2 separate regions of the Mus musculus genome follow, and region 1 is linked to region 2. The links are chromatin loops, found by intact Hi-C in ENCODE. Cell type or tissue: left cerebral cortex. All regions are shown on one strand. Each heading gives the region's core, and the rest is flanking DNA. Links, peaks and the distances in the headings are about the cores only.

What was found. Peaks named below come from ENCODE experiments on the same cell type or tissue, not always from the same donor. Only the 100,000 strongest peaks of a DNase experiment are listed, where the experiment ranks them.
Region 1: it touches region 2 in a loop (4-fold over the local background); 7 of 42 quality-filtered maps call a loop at or near these places.

The regions. Positions count from the first base shown.
Region 1 is chr5:92,465,847-92,473,489 of GRCm38, forward strand. The region is part of intron 2 of Scarb2 (scavenger receptor class B, member 2); the gene reads right to left. Among named protein-coding and RNA genes, the nearest start is that of Mir6415, 11 kb to the left of the region's middle. In left cerebral cortex, for the core only: no CTCF peak of the experiment used is centred there; a DNase peak (open chromatin) is centred at 4,111.
Region 2 is chr5:92,718,541-92,726,183 of GRCm38, forward strand. The region is part of intron 1 of Shroom3 (shroom family member 3); the gene reads left to right. Among named protein-coding and RNA genes, the nearest start is that of Shroom3, 39 kb to the left of the region's middle. In left cerebral cortex, for the core only: no CTCF peak of the experiment used is centred there; no DNase peak of the experiment used is centred there.

The DNA of each region.
Region 1 (7,643 bases), core at 2,121-6,120, 250 kb before region 2:
GCTTCCTCCTCTGCTGAGGGAGAGAAGGAGAGAGGGAGAGAAAGAGAAGAAGAGGGAAGCTTTCCTCTCAAAACAGCATGATCAGCCAAAAATAAAACCCAAACCAAACAAACAAAACCATTTCCCTCCCCCTCTGGCAATGCTCAGACAGACAGACAGACAAGGAGAGGGATTTTTATGACAATACCAGTAAACCTGGTTAGCAGCATACATTCTCATGCACATATACATGAACGAATGCCAGCTACCAGCTGATCAACAGCAGCCAACTAGACACAGTGAAGTTGCTGGGAAACAAGAGACAGACAACAAGAAGTGGTCAGATTACTGTCAGCCACATTAGAGAAGACCTGAGAACTATCTAGAAACACAGACAACCGCTTAAAACAGAAACAAAAGCCATCTTGGGCGTAGACAAGGAATCAAGGGACTGTATTTCCAACTGCCTGGTACAACTGCCCTGTTCTTCAATAGACAATAATAATCTGAGACTATAGTTTAATTTTTAAAAAATATTTATTTATTTATTTTATGTATATGGGTATACTCTGTAGCTTTACTGATGGTTGCTGAGAATGAAGGTTGCTCACTCTGGTCTGCCCCACTTGCTCTGGCCTAAAGATTTATTTATTATTATATCTTACTACACTGTAGCTGTCTTCAGACACATCAGAAGAAGGCATCAGATCTCATTACAGATGGTTGTGAGCCACCATGTGGTTTCTGGGATTTGAACTCAGGACCTTCAGAAGTTCAGTCAGTGCTCCTAACCATTGAGCCATCTCACCAGCCCCATAGTTTAATGCTTAACACTACAGTACATCTAAGCATTTTTAAAAGGGGAAAGGAAAGAAGGAAAGAAAGAAAAAAGGAAGAAAGGAAGGAAGGAAGGAAAAAAGAAAGAGAAAGAGTGAGAGACAGAAACAGAGAGATGGAGACAGAAAAACAGACAGACAGAAACAGAGAGAGAGAGAGAGAGAGAGAGAGAGAGGAGAGAGAGAGAGAGCGCGCCAGGAGTGGGAGCCACACTTGTAGTCCCCGCTCTGGAGGTGCTGAGGCCAGAAGATATCCTTGGCTATTTTGTCAGACTCATCTCAGAAAGAAAGGAAGGGGAGAGCAGGAGGAGAGAAGGGATGGAGAGGGGAGGAAAAAGAGAGTTGGATGAAAATCTTGGTGTGGTGGTATTACATGTAATCTCAGCACCAGGGGGGCTGAAGCAGGAGGATTACTTGAACCTAAGAATCCAGAAGTTTTAGACCAGCTTGGACCACACAGCTTGCATATACCAAAGCTCTGTTTAAAAAGACAACATCAAAACCAAAACAAAGTAAGAAGGAAATGAAAGAAAGAAGCCTGACATGGTGACTTCCCCTGCAGGCTCTGGCTTTGGGAAGTTGAAGTAAGATTGTTGTAACTTTGAGGTCAGCCTGGAAAACACAGTGAATTCCAGGTCAGCCTGGGCTGCAGGGCGAGACTGTCTCTAAAGTAAACAAAAGAAGGAAATGTTTGAGTTATTCCCTGTGAACTACTGAATCCCATAGGAAGGAGGGACACACAGAATGAAAAAGAACAATTTTAATTCACTGGCCACATCAACAGCTGTGCTTCCAGCTTTTTTGGTATGCTGGATAAATTGGTTCGTACAATGTGTTAGGTGATGGGGACACCTCTCAGTGCTGTAAGAGCACTTTCCCAGCGTGCACTGGGCTCAATCTTCAACACCAAAAGGAAAGCAAGCAAGCAACACCTCGACCTTTAGTCATTACGTTCATCTCAAAAGGAGTTAGTCATTTGGGTTCACCCATAGCTCTCTATGGAAAATCACCTATCGCCAGGCGGTGGTGGCACATGCCTTTAATCCCAGCACTTGGGAGGCAGAGGCAGGCTGATTACTGAGTTCGAGGCCAGCCTGGTCTACAGAGTGAGTTCCAGGACAGCCAAGGTTACACAGAGAAACCCTGTCTGGAAAACAAAACAAAATACCCCTCCCCAAAAAAAATCACCTATCACCTTGGTGGCTGATATCAGTGACCTCAGATCACTAGATAGGGGTGTACAGTGAGATCTGACTCAGGTTTTTTGCTCAGTCCTATCTACACTAATACTTTGCTGTGGGACTAAAAAGTCACTCGTGGTTTCTTTGGCTTCATCTTTTCTAAGATAAGGCCTTACAATGTTGCCTTGGCTAGCCTGAGACTCACTTTGCAAAACATTCAGCCATCCCTCTGCCTCCGCCTCTCTAGGGGGACTGCAGTGTGAGCCTGCTCCCCGAGGCTTCTGTCTTTGTTTCTCCATCTGTAAAGTGGCGACCACCATGTGCCTATCTCACAGAGATGCTGTGAGAAATAAACCATCCAGTATAAAGCTCCGCTGAAGCCCCCAGCACACACGACACTCAGTCACTACTGTGCGGCATCGCCACCTGTGCCAGGTTCTGGAGACGGGGGATGCTATGTCCTGTCTCCTGTCTTCAGACACACTGGGGCACAGGAGACTGCCATTTAGATACCAGAAGAGATACCATGAACTGTTCTGCGGTAAACGTGTAAGTGCACAGACCTCTTCAACCAGCCAGTCTCATTGTCTTTGGATGGATGCCCAATGGTAAGATGCATGAATCACATGGTGGCTCTATTTTTAGTTTTTTAAAAGAAACTTTCATATATTTTCCATAATGCCATTAATTTACATTCCCCAAAACAGTATGAACATGAGAGTGAGGTTTTCTTTCTTTTCTTTTCTTCTTCTTCTTCTTCTTCTTTTTTTTTTTTTTTTTTTTAAAAAAAAGCTAAAATATGGTAAAAGAGGGACTACAGAGATGGCTCAGTGTTAGATCTAGTTTGGTTCCTGCATCTATGTCATGTGACTCACAACTATCTGTGTCTCTGACACTGGGGCATTTGATGCCCTCTTCTAGCCTCTGCCTGCACTTACATAGACACACACACACACATCAAAATAAATTTTAAAAATAAGAAAAGTTAGGAGGGCTGTGGAGACAGCTCCATCAGGAAAGTGCTTGCCTTGCAAGCATGAAGACCTTAGTTCAATTTCCTGAGCCCACATAAGCAGGCAGGTAGGCCGCGGTGGCGCACATTTATAACCCCAGGGCTGGGACGCTCTGGGCTCACTGACTAGGAAGCCTTGCCTAATTAGTGGGTTCTATCTAGGCTAAGTGAGAGAGCCGCCCTCAAAAAGAACAAACCCCGCGTAAGGTTTAGCACGCACATTTTTCTTACTGCTGTCAAAGCAGTCATCCATGGAAAGAAGCAATGTGAAGGAAAATCTGAGGAACACAAAACAAGGGACAGGGCTTCTTAGGAGGATATGGTAAATTTAATAAATACGTAACGAAAGCATGAAGATCAACTGAACAGGCCGTAGACAAATCAGTTCTGATTCCTGAAATAGTGAGTAATAGAATAAAAACAGTAAGTCTGCCAAGGCTCTCATAAATCTATAGAAGTCTCAATCAAAGGCTTCACTGAGCAGAAGGCTCCTGGGGCAAGTTGGTTCTGGCCACTCAACCTCGGGCTTCCAAAAACTCAGATGCGCACTGGACCGGTCAGACTGGTTCTTCATACATGGACCTGCCTTGTCTCCCAGGAACATCCAAACTCTATATACAACACTGCTAGCTCTTGGGGCAACGAACCCACTGAAAACTGTCAGATGAGCCAGGCCTCGACTTCCCAGAAGCCTTCCTTCCTCTATTCTCCATCTATTCCCTCCACAATGAACAGTGGCAGTGTCACCATGTCCTCCTTCACTGCACCCCAGGTGGCCTGGCACACCGTGGCTAAGAGTCAGCTGACTTGGCTGGGAGTACCAGTTCACGCCTTTAATCCTAGCACTTGGGAGACAGAAGCAGACAGATCTCTGTGTGTTAGAGGCCAGCCTGGTCTACACCACGAACAGACCAGTAGGAGCTCACTGAACTGCCAAACACTGCTACGGGTACTACGGTATGTTCGGCGTCAGCCCCCAGAATAGCACAATCAAGTCGCAAGTGGCACCGGACCCACTTGAAGATGTCAGAAAGCAGACACAGGCAAAACAGGCTCCACCAAGAAGTTTGATGGCTCCCTGTAAGGTTAGGTTTATCTACAAACCCAGATCTCAGGGCGCCCAGCCAACCTGCATTTGTGGCGTCTATAACAGCCATCCATTCACAGAGCCTGGTCCTTCTCCAATCTATTCTTGGCTTTCCCTGACTGAGTCCTGCCATTCCAGCTGAGCTACTCACTAATCAGTTCCTCTACTTATATCCTATCGGTTCTAAACCACAGTTGGGACCATGTCACTCACTTCTTCTAATCGTGCTAACAGGTGCTGGATGCTCAAGATGAAAGGACCTCCCTGTGCACCCCACCCCACCGCTCTGGGTCCACACTGGCCTTCCAGTATATCAAGAAGTCAGATATCAGTATATCAAGAAGTCCATCTATAAGATGGAACACAGGGCCCCCAGTGGAGAAGCTAGAGAAAGCACCCAAGGAGCTGAAGGGGTCTGCAACCCTATAGGTGGAACAACAATATGAACTAACCAGTACCCCCAGAGATCGTATCTCTAGCTGCATTTGTAGCAGAAGATGGCCTACTCGGCCATCACTGGGAAGAGAGGCCCTTGGAATTGCAAACTTTGTATACCCCAGTACCTGGGGAATGCCAGGGCCAAGAAGTGGGAGTGAGTGGGTAGGGGAGCAGGGCGGAGGGAGGGTATAGGGAATTTTCGAGATAGCATTTGAAATGTATATAAAGAAAATATCTAATAAAAAAAGAAGTCAGATATGTACAGCCACTTTGTGTGTGTGTGGGGGGGTGTTTTCACATGTGTGTGTGTTTTATGTGTATATCTCTGTGTGTGTATGTATGTGTCTATGTCTGTGTGTTGGGAATGTATGTCTGAGGGGGGGAGTATAGGTCTGTGTATGTGTTCGTATATGTGAAGTGTATGTGTTTATGCTTGTGTGTATGTATGTACGTGTGTGGAGTATATGTGTGAGTGTGTGTGTGTGTGTTTCTAGAGCCCAGAGGTTGATGTTGGGTAACTTCCTCAACTACTCTTCCTCTTATACATTAAGGCGGGGTGTCTTCGTTAGGGTTTTACTGCTGTGAACAGACACCATGACCAGGGCAAGTCTTATCAAGGACAACATATATTTGGGGCTGGATTACAGGTTCAGAGGTTCAATCCATTATCATCAAGATGGGAGCATGGCAGTTTCTAGGCAGGCATGGTGCAGGAGGAGCTGAGAGTTGTACATTTTCATCTGAAGGCTGCTAGCAGAAGACTGACTTCTAGGCAGCTAGGATGAGGGTCTTAAAGCCCACACCAACAGTGACACACCTACTCCAACAAGGCCACACCTCTAAATAATGCCATTCCCTGAGCCAAGCATGTTCAAACCATGATGACACAGGGTCTCTCACTTGGACTCAAAGCTTGCTAGACTAGTCAGTCAGCTCTTTCCAGAGAATCCCTGCCCTCACTTCCCAGCACTAGTATAACAAACAGGCCGCTATGCTTGCCCTGTGTTTGAGTGGGCACTGAGGATCTGAACGCTGGTCTTCATACCTATATGGCAATCGATTTACTCACTGAACCATGCATGTCCCGTGACATGGGTACTCATTATCCCACTTCTCAGGTGGGTCTCAGATGGCCAAGGTGCACCTCAAATTCTCTATGGACTTCAGGATGACCCTGATCCTTTGACCCTCCTGCCTGCAGCTTCCTGGTACTAGGAAGAAAGCTATGCACTACATCCTGGTTCTATACGCACTGGGATCTGAAGCAAGACAAGCACCCAACTGCCTGAGCTACATCACCAGCCCCTACAGACAGTTACTAACACGCCTTCGTGATTGCTGCAATGAGCACACTTCCATGGGGAGAGCACTTCAGGTCAGGACACGTCTCAGGAGGAAGGGACAGATTTGTACTCATTCTCAAGAGAGGCATTACAGCATGCCAGCATGGCAGTGTTGGAGGGACTCACAGACAACTAAAGCATGGTGGTGAGAACTGAGCTGTGGTCTAGCAGGGGTGTAACACTTGGAGAACTAGAAAATCACCTCCATCCTTGAGTGAGGTGGCCTGTGCTCACCTAGAGAGCCCCTGCCCAAACAAAGAACCAAACAGAAACCAGAGGAAAGGTGAAGGCAGCTTTTATTTTAGTCCTCGAAAGTTATTTTCAAAGACGGATTTAATTTTATTTCATGTGCGTGAGTGTTTTGCCTGCATGCACGCGTGTGTATACTGTGTGCATGCAGTGGCTGCAGGGGTCCGAAGAGGATGTTGGATCCACTAGGACTAGTTACAGATGCTTGCAAGCCACCCTCTGGGTACTGGGAACCCAACTTGGGTCCTCTGCAAGAGCAGGACGTGCTCTTCACCACCGAGCCATCTCTCCAGCATCTATTCTGAGACAGGGCATTGATATATCTCACTGACTGACTTGAACTCAAAGCAGTCCTCCTGTCTCAGCTTCCCAAGTGCTGAGAGATCACAAGTGTGAACAACCACATGCAGACTGAGGGAGAGACTCATGAAACCTGCGTGTGAGGGAAGGGTGGCGGGCCTTTCAAAGGGGATGACTGGGGGTGGTGGGGGTGGAGAGAGGGACTCCAGAAAGAACAGCCATCTTGTGTTATTATCTTGAGTCTGTCACTGAAACTTTCCTAGGCACAGGCATGATAACTGTATTCTGCACAGGATAAGACGAGACTTGGTGTGAGAATTGCACTATACCTACCAGGCCCGCCAGCAAAAGAAACAAACAACTTTCATTGCTGTTACCTATAATTCTGTAGTCCGTACCGTGAGCGCCAAGACTCACACAGGTGTTTATCACTGAAGACAGTTAACTGAACTTACCATCCTGACTTTAGCTTTTAGCCTTTGATAGCTCTGGGCAAAGAAGAAAAGGGAATTTACCATTTAGTTTTTGCTAGCTTTGGGCCAGGGCAATAGGACGTTTATCTTTCATCTTTTGTTAGCTTAGGCACAGGGAGAATAGTGAATCATATTTGGTGGTGTTCACCCCTTAGCTCTGTGGCCTGGTCTAAGGCTGCTCTTCTGGTTCGTTTTAGCTGAGCGGTGTCAAGCAGGCTGAGGATTACACTGTTAGTGCTCGAAAGTTTTAGGCAGCCTCTTTTGAAATGTTCCCCTGATTTGTCAGTCTGAACAGCAAACACTCCAAAAAAGTAGCCAGAGGGGGGATGGGTGGGTCCCAAGGTAAAGCATTTGCCCAGCCTGCAGAAATCCAGTTGCCAGCAGGGTGGGATCATGACTAGGCGTCAATCCAGGACACACTGCTTAGAATAAAATAAACATGTAGGGGCTGGAGTTATAGCTCAGTGGTAGGATGCTTACATACCATGCACGAGGTCCTAGGTTCAAACCCTACCCCCCCCCACACCCCTAAAAAGAAATTTATGATATAAAGGGGGGGGATTACATGGGATTTGAAAGATTTAGTATGAATAAGGAAGACATGAAATAATAATTCTGAATGCTGACATGCTGAAATATATGAGTTTTTTATCCCGTGGATACTAGCAAAAGCTTAAGTCATTTGTGTGGCTCATATTAAATTTCTTTTGAAAGCTCTAGTTGGAGAATAAGCTTTTTTTTTTTA
Region 2 (7,643 bases), core at 2,300-6,299:
TGTTCAAGGTCAGTTCTAAAGGGGGTGCTGAAGTTTGTCATCTGCACAATCTATTGAAAGTGCAAAAGAACAACTCTTCTATTTAAGAGAGTAAAGCTTGGGCTGGAGATGTAGCTCAGTGGTAGAGTACTTGCCCAAAATGCATGAAGTGCTAGGCTCAATCCCAAGGACCACCCAAACCTTGACAATCAACTCTGACACACCGGGCTTGAAAAACCTTCTAGAATTTGTACCGATGAGTACAAAATCCACTCAGCCAGGTTTATTCCATGGGCTAGATACTGGAAATGCTGAGAAGAAAGGATGGCCACTGTCTGGGAGCTCACAAGCTCAAGGTGGCAGACTGCTGAAGGACTGAGTGCAGAGGTGAGAGGTCACAGCTAGTGGGTGCGGGGGGGGGGGGGGGGGTTCAGGAAAAGTGTGGCCTTAGATGTCCAAAGAGCTGTTGTTGGTGATGTGTGTGACCCAAGTCCCCAGCTGCTCTATTGGCTATGCTCCCATGGGAAAGTATACTCATAGCCAGGCTTGGTAGCACAGGACTGGATCCCAGCTACTGAGTAGCCTGACGTAGGAGGATCAAAAGTTCAAGGGCCACTGGGGCTCTTGAGTGAATTCAAGGCCAATCCAGGGAACGTATCAACACCCTGTCACAAAATAAAAGGGCAAGGGATACAGCTTAGCCTATTGCATACCTTGGCTCACATGCTCTCCTCACACACATGTACCACCCCCATACCCTCAACCCCCATATTTACTCTAAGGTCTAAAGGTGCCTTCCTCCTGGGATGACCTCCTTCAACATTTTAATTACTAAAATGTGGCTTCTTGCCTCAAAGTGGGTAACCTTATATGCTATTTGTGCCTCAGAGACCCTGAGGGAACAGGCTGAGAACAAGTGTCCAATGTTCTCACAGCTCAACTTCCAGACCATCTGGCTTTTTCTGTGTCCTTCCAGGGTTCCCCCAAGAATGTCCTTCCTCCTGTGACAGGCTCTGGCTCTACTTCTGAGAACCCCAGCCTGGTATTGTAGGAGCAGGAAGTATATAGAGTTTTAGTGTTTAGAATTTAGTCTCCTGATGTGAGGGAGGACGGCAGACGTGGTGGTTGAGGATACGGTTGGGTGGCTGATGTGGAGAGAGGGAATGGTTTGATTGTAAACCTAGGTGAGAGACCATGATATCTGTGTGGGGAGCCAGCCTGGACGGCGGCATCGTTTTCTTCAGCAGGCCACAGCCTAGAGTATAGGCACCAGGAAGTAGGGGCTGCAGAGATGGCTTGGCAGTGAAGAGCACTAGTTGCCCTCACAGAGGACCAGAGTTGGATCTCTAGCACCAACATGGCGGCTCACAACCAACTGTAACTCTAGGTCCAGGGAATCTGATGCCCTCCCTGGCTTTCTCATGCATGTGGCACACAGACAAACATGCAGGCAAAACACTCAGGTACATAAAAATGAATTAAAATAAAATGTAAAAACCTGGGAATAGGTGGTGTGAGGTTGTTATTCTGACAGACAGATGCCACAGGAAGTCAAGGGATTGTCATGAGAATAAATGACTTTACCTTGTGAAGGGATGACTCGTTTGGAAGAAAATGGCGGTGAGTGGGCCGGAGCACACTGCAGAGAATACGTGGCAAGATTAGGGGGCTGGGAGAGGGTGCTTCAAGTTCAGAATAGAAGGACACAAGATTTGAGTGTAGGTAGCTTGACTGGTAGAGCACTTGGCTTGCATGCGTGAAGGCCTGGATTCCTCCGCACCAAATAAAACTGATATTGTGGTGCACAGCTCTAATCCCAGCACTCAGGCAACATTGGAGGCAGGCAGATCAACGATTCCAGCTCTAGTGGCTCTGTAGTGAACTTGAGGCCAGCCTGGGCTACATGATACTCTGTCTCCATCAAGCAGACAAACATAAGAGCATGTGTGCTTCATGTCAGGTGTAGAATGTGCTATGGGCATAGGTGAGGGGCAGTGGATGGGGTAGGGAGATCAAAGTTCTGTAGTGTTAGGGACTTGGGTGGGCCACCTTCTTACCTGCCCCAAGCGTGGAAGCTGTGGTCACTTCCTGTATCTAAGCTTTAAGGCCAAAGGCGATGTTCATGATGGCTGTGGGCAGACAAATTACTGAAGATACAGGATTTCCTACAAATGTACAAGACCCTACACACTTGTTAGCACCTTTGTATTCCCCTTCCTTCTATTCTCATGATGCTGCACGGATTAGTTGACATTCTTTAACATTTTCTGCACAGGAGAACTCAGCCCTGTTGACTCTCGCTATTCTCTCTGTGTGTTATCCTTATTTCCTGAATACTGGGGGACAAGGACAATACAGGAGAAGCAACTTGGTGTAGTGCACAGGACACATGCTCTTCCCTCTGTGGGATCTTCCAGCTCCCTCCTCATTCAGATCATCCTTATTCATCCTTTGGGTTGAGCTAAAAGGTTTCTTTCTGGTTTCCCCAGAGTATCTCAGGACTTCTGCTGGGCTGTGCATCTGCCTTGCTGCTGCTGCTACGGTGCTGGAACACCGCTCAGGGGAGGCAGAACACAGACTATGATAGAGGTCCTAGCCTCTTCTGGGTACTCACTGGTTCTCCATCTCCTGTATACCCAGAGGCTGCTGGGGACTTCAGGGAGTTGAGAGGGGAGGGAGTCGTGTCTCAGTCTGCACTTTCCCCACTCACCAGTCAGGAAGGGGCTAGCTCTGGAGGAGTCCAGTTTGGTTCGGAGTGAGTGCCAAGAGTTTGGAGAAGCTGGAAGAGAGAAGGCTTCTCTGGGAGATTTAGGAGAGGCTCTTTACACTTACGTCCTACTCAGTGTGAACCAGGAATTAAATACCTTTTTCAGGAAGGAGTGCCCAGGAAGGGAGGCTCATTGGATGAATACTCCAGGTCTATCTAGATACCTCATTAGCATGGAGAACGCCAGGTTTTTAGCTACATGACCAGTTGTCATGGTCCTCTCAGTGGGGTGTCATGGTTACATGTTCCAGGACAGGTAGAACTTGCCAGGGAGCTGGTTACACACCGACCGTTCTCAGTTCTAAGATCACCCGGGGGTTTGAACCTGCTTCGACCTTTCCAGTTCTTCTGTCTGGTGGCCCAGTCCACTGCCTCACATTCTCCCCTTCATATAGTCTCAATGTACCCTGTTCTCCTGTGTCCCTCAGCACAGTTGTAGTGAAGCAAACAAAACGAGTCATTTGTTGCTCAAGTCTGCGACACCTGACAGAATGTAACCTCTCTGAGGGCGAGGACCCTGCATGTATCCCCAGTGCCTGGCACGGTGCCTTCCGTAAAGAATGTACCCGGTAAATGTTTCTAGAACAAATCGATCAGTGTGGGGGTCAGAGAGTCCACTTCCCTTCCTAGACTGGTTCCCTGCTCATGCTATGGCCTTGGACCAACCACTTGAGCTCCTTAGGGAAAAGGACTATTTACTGGTTTTAATAATTAGTGATTTCTGAACTAACAGCATGCCAGCCAAACAGTTCTTTACCTCAAGCACTTCTGGGCTAACGAACAGGGTTCTCGTGGAAACTCTGGTTTATTGCTTTTTCACTTTTGACTATTAGTTTGGGAAAGGGTCTCATATAGCCCAGGCAGGCTTCAAATTTTCTATATAGCTGAGGCTGGTCTTGGACTCCTTTATTTATTTATTATACATAAGTACACTATAGCTGTCTTCAGACACACCAAAAGAGGGCATCAGATCTTATTACAGATGGTTGTGAGCCACCATGTGGTTGCTGGGATTTGAATTCAGGACCTTTGGAAGAGCAGTCAGTACTCTTAACCGCTGAGTCATCTCACCAGACCCAGTCTTGAACTCCTAATCGTCTCCGTCTCTCAATTCTTAGGATTAGAGATGTCTCTTAAAGTTACTTAAAGTAGATAATTTCTTGAGAAGCAGGCTTCCTTTGTGGTTCGATGGGTTATTGCTATGGATAAATTAGTAATAAAGAGCAGAACAGAAAGCAATAAGATAGGAAAACACGGAGAGGCGGTGGAGCCATGACTTTTGAGGAAAGGGCATGTAGAGCAGCAATACCACTCGATATTCTGAGGGCCCTGCATCTTGGCACACCTGACATGTTTATACGTTAGGACAGAAGCCTAAGTGGCCAGCAAGAATGGCATTGCACAGCCTGGCCATGCTAGGCCCTGGGGACAACTCAAGAGCTCTAGCTTTTCCTCAGAGGTGTGATGGGAAACCACTAGACAGTGCCGAGTGGCATGGTGGCATGACTTGAAGTCTTCATTTCTTGGTAGGGAAGAATTTCATTTAGAGAAACTTCTCATTTCTGTTCATGCAGATCTGTGTTTTTCTTGGTCAATAGATAGAGACATCAAGTTTTATGCAACCAGGGAAGCTGCTCCTTTGGCCATGTTGTAAATTGAGAGTTTGCATTTAGCAGTTTCTGCGATGTTCACATGGACAGTGGAAGCAGCTTTACCCTAATTGTAATGTTCATCGGTACACCTGCCTCGTCAGTCTGGACTGAATCACAGGGGGAGAGGAAGTATAAGGAGACATGATGGATGGATAGATAGAAAGGATAGGCTGGATGGGTAGATGAGGGGTGGATGGATAGATGGACTAGATGGATAGGATGGACAGACAAATGGATAATGGAGTGGGAGGGAAGGACAGAGAAAGAAACAGGGAGAGTATCTTCCTTTGTCAGGCAGTATATAGGAGAACTTTGGGTTCTTTCTGTGAATCACTGATATGGAATCCAGAAGTAGTCTAGTCAGTTGGGTGCTTCCTTAATTCCTGCCCCTTCCTCATCACATACATCCACATTTAACAAAATAGAAATCGGGGTTTATTTTTCTTCCAAAAGCAGTTAGAAAGTTAGAGGGAGCTGGCATTGGGGCTGAGCAGTGGGTGAGAGGGGTATTTGCATGGGAGAACCTAATGAAACTGAACTGTGTGCTCTCGGTGTGGGAGACTCTTTCCTGAATGCTTAGTAATGCCGGGACCTCTCCTTTTGTGTACTGGTTTTGTGCAAACACAAATTATACTCTTGTTAACTCCACCATAAGCCATGAAACTAAAGACAGAGAAACCTGAGTCCTACAGAGAGCAGTTTCGCCGGACCTGCTTCCTGGATTTGTGTGATGGAAACCAAGAACACCTGCATCTTCCTGGAGGGAGAAACGTTCAAGCAGAAACCAGCGCAAGCCCTTGATAAAAAGAGTCAGAGCAGCTTCATTAAAGCAAGCAAGCAAGCAAGCAAGCAAGCAAGCAAGCAAGCAAATAAACAAGCCATATATTTTGAACCTGAGGAAGTCTGAGAGGTCACCTAGTCCTCCCTCATTGGACAAATGAAGAAAGCAGAGAGCTGAGAGGCGTTTGTTCACGCCTGACTCAGTGGGCACAGATTTCTCAAAGCCACGTGCCATAGTAACACAGGCTTCAAGAGGGTGTGTGTGGGAATCATAGCTCTGCATTTACTAGCCGTTATGGCCTGGACAAGTGATGGTATATCTCTGAGCTCTGCATTCCCCATCTTTCCCTATGTCAAAGGCTAGTCATAAGCACAGGACAATACCTGTGATGCCCAGACACAATGCTCAGTAAACAATAGTTGCAAGTGGTTCCTTGCTGTTGCCAGTGATGGCGCAGAATAGAAGCCATCTTGGAGTTTAAAGTATCCGCCAATGCTGGACTTGTTTCAAGCAGTTTGTACCATACTCAGACAGACCTCAGGGTAACCTTGGTATAAGGTTTAAGGTGCTACAGTGAGTTTAACAATTGTAAGTCTAAGTCTTCTGGCTTTCTTTTTAAAAATTGGCTCCAGCAAGATTTTGCTGAAAGGACCCTGATATAGCTGTCTCTTGTGAGGCTATGCCAGAGCCTGGCAAACACAGAAGTGGATGCTCACAGTCATCTATAGGATGGAACACAGGCCCCCCCAATGGAGGAGCTAGAGAAAGTACCCAAGGAGCTGAAGGGGTCTGCAACCCTATAGGTGGAACAACAATATGAACTAACCAGTACCCCGGAGCTTGTGTCTCTAGCTGCATATGTAGCAGAAAATGGCCTAGTTGGCCATCATTGGGAAGAGAGGCCCCTTGGTCTTACAAACTTTATATGCCCCAGTACAGGGGAACTCCAGGGCAAAGAAGTGGGAGTGAGTGGGTAGGGGAGCAGGGTGGGCGGAGGGTATAGGGGACTTTTGGGATAGCATTTGAAATGTAAATGAAGAAAATATCTAATAAATTTTTTTTAAAATTGGCTCAACTGCTTTTCTTTGTCCTTTGCATTTTCATATGTATTTTAGAAACATCAATTTGCAACAAAAAGAATGCTTGGATCCTATTATGGTTGTGATATGTCTGTGTGTTGATTCATAAAAAAATTATCATCTTAGCACTGCTGAGTATTTCAATCCAAGGACATTGCTGTATTTGTACAGGGCTTCTTTAGTTTTGTCCAGTATTATTTTGTAGTTATCAGTGTAAAAGTCTTATGTATATGTTTTATTAGACTTACTCTCAGATATTTTCTTTACTGGAGTAAATAATTGATTTATTTTTTTATTTATTTTTGCCATTGATACATAATAATTGCCTTTCATGTATTATCTTATGAGCCGATCTTATAAATTCTAAAGCATAATATTTGTGGGAGATTTTTTTGTAGATGTTCTTTATTGTTAAGGAGGTTTCCTTCTGTCCCAAGTTACTAAAACTTTGTTTAAAACCACGAGTGGCATGCCTTTAATCCCTGGACTTGGGATGCGGAGGCAGATGGATCTCTGCGAGTTCAAGGCCAGCCTGATCGACCCTGTAAACTCCACAACAGGACTATGTAAGAGATTCCTACCTCAAAAAACAACAACAACAAAAACAATAAAACCAAAAAACAAACAAACAAACAAACAAACAATAAAACCAAAGCCATGAGCAGGTACTGACTGTGACCACACCCCCTTCCTCATATCTCAGGGTGCTCCTTCGGTTTTGGCTCAGCTCTCAGGTTTAACACAATAGTTCTTTCCTTGGTCTTATCCATGAATTCATAAAAACCAGACAAACAAGGACCTGAAACAGAGAGGTGGGGGTAAGGGCAGAGAGGAAGAGAGGAGTGTGAGAGGTTGTGATGCTCTGATAGATTCTGCTCATCACAAGCTGACTGAAGAGAGGCAGAGCTCACCATTATAAACTCACGTCTCTTTGCTAAGCGTAGAAATCCACCTCATGTCTTCCTTTAATACTTGTATTATAAAAACAGAGAACTATTTTCCAAATATAAAATTTAGTACAGAGTAAGCATTTGTTTTTTTTTTCCAAATGATACCCTAATATTCCCTCATTTCTAAAGTCTGTTCTATCTTCATCAACTCCATCACTGTCAGTGTCTACACATCACCACTACTTTGTAGAAGCCAGACGAAGTGGTTTGTTTGGTGTCACGTGACTGGTGGGCTATGGGAAATACACATTTGTGAGTTTCCAATGTTTCTTGCAAATAATCACTATAATAATATACAGTTCCTTCATCCTTTGGTCATAGGACTTACATACTGTGAGCACTGGCGCCCTCAAGTGGACATGAGGGAAGGCACAAAGAATATTGCATTTCATTCTGTATAGCAGAGCTTTGTGTTTTGCAGCCCACCAGCCTGAG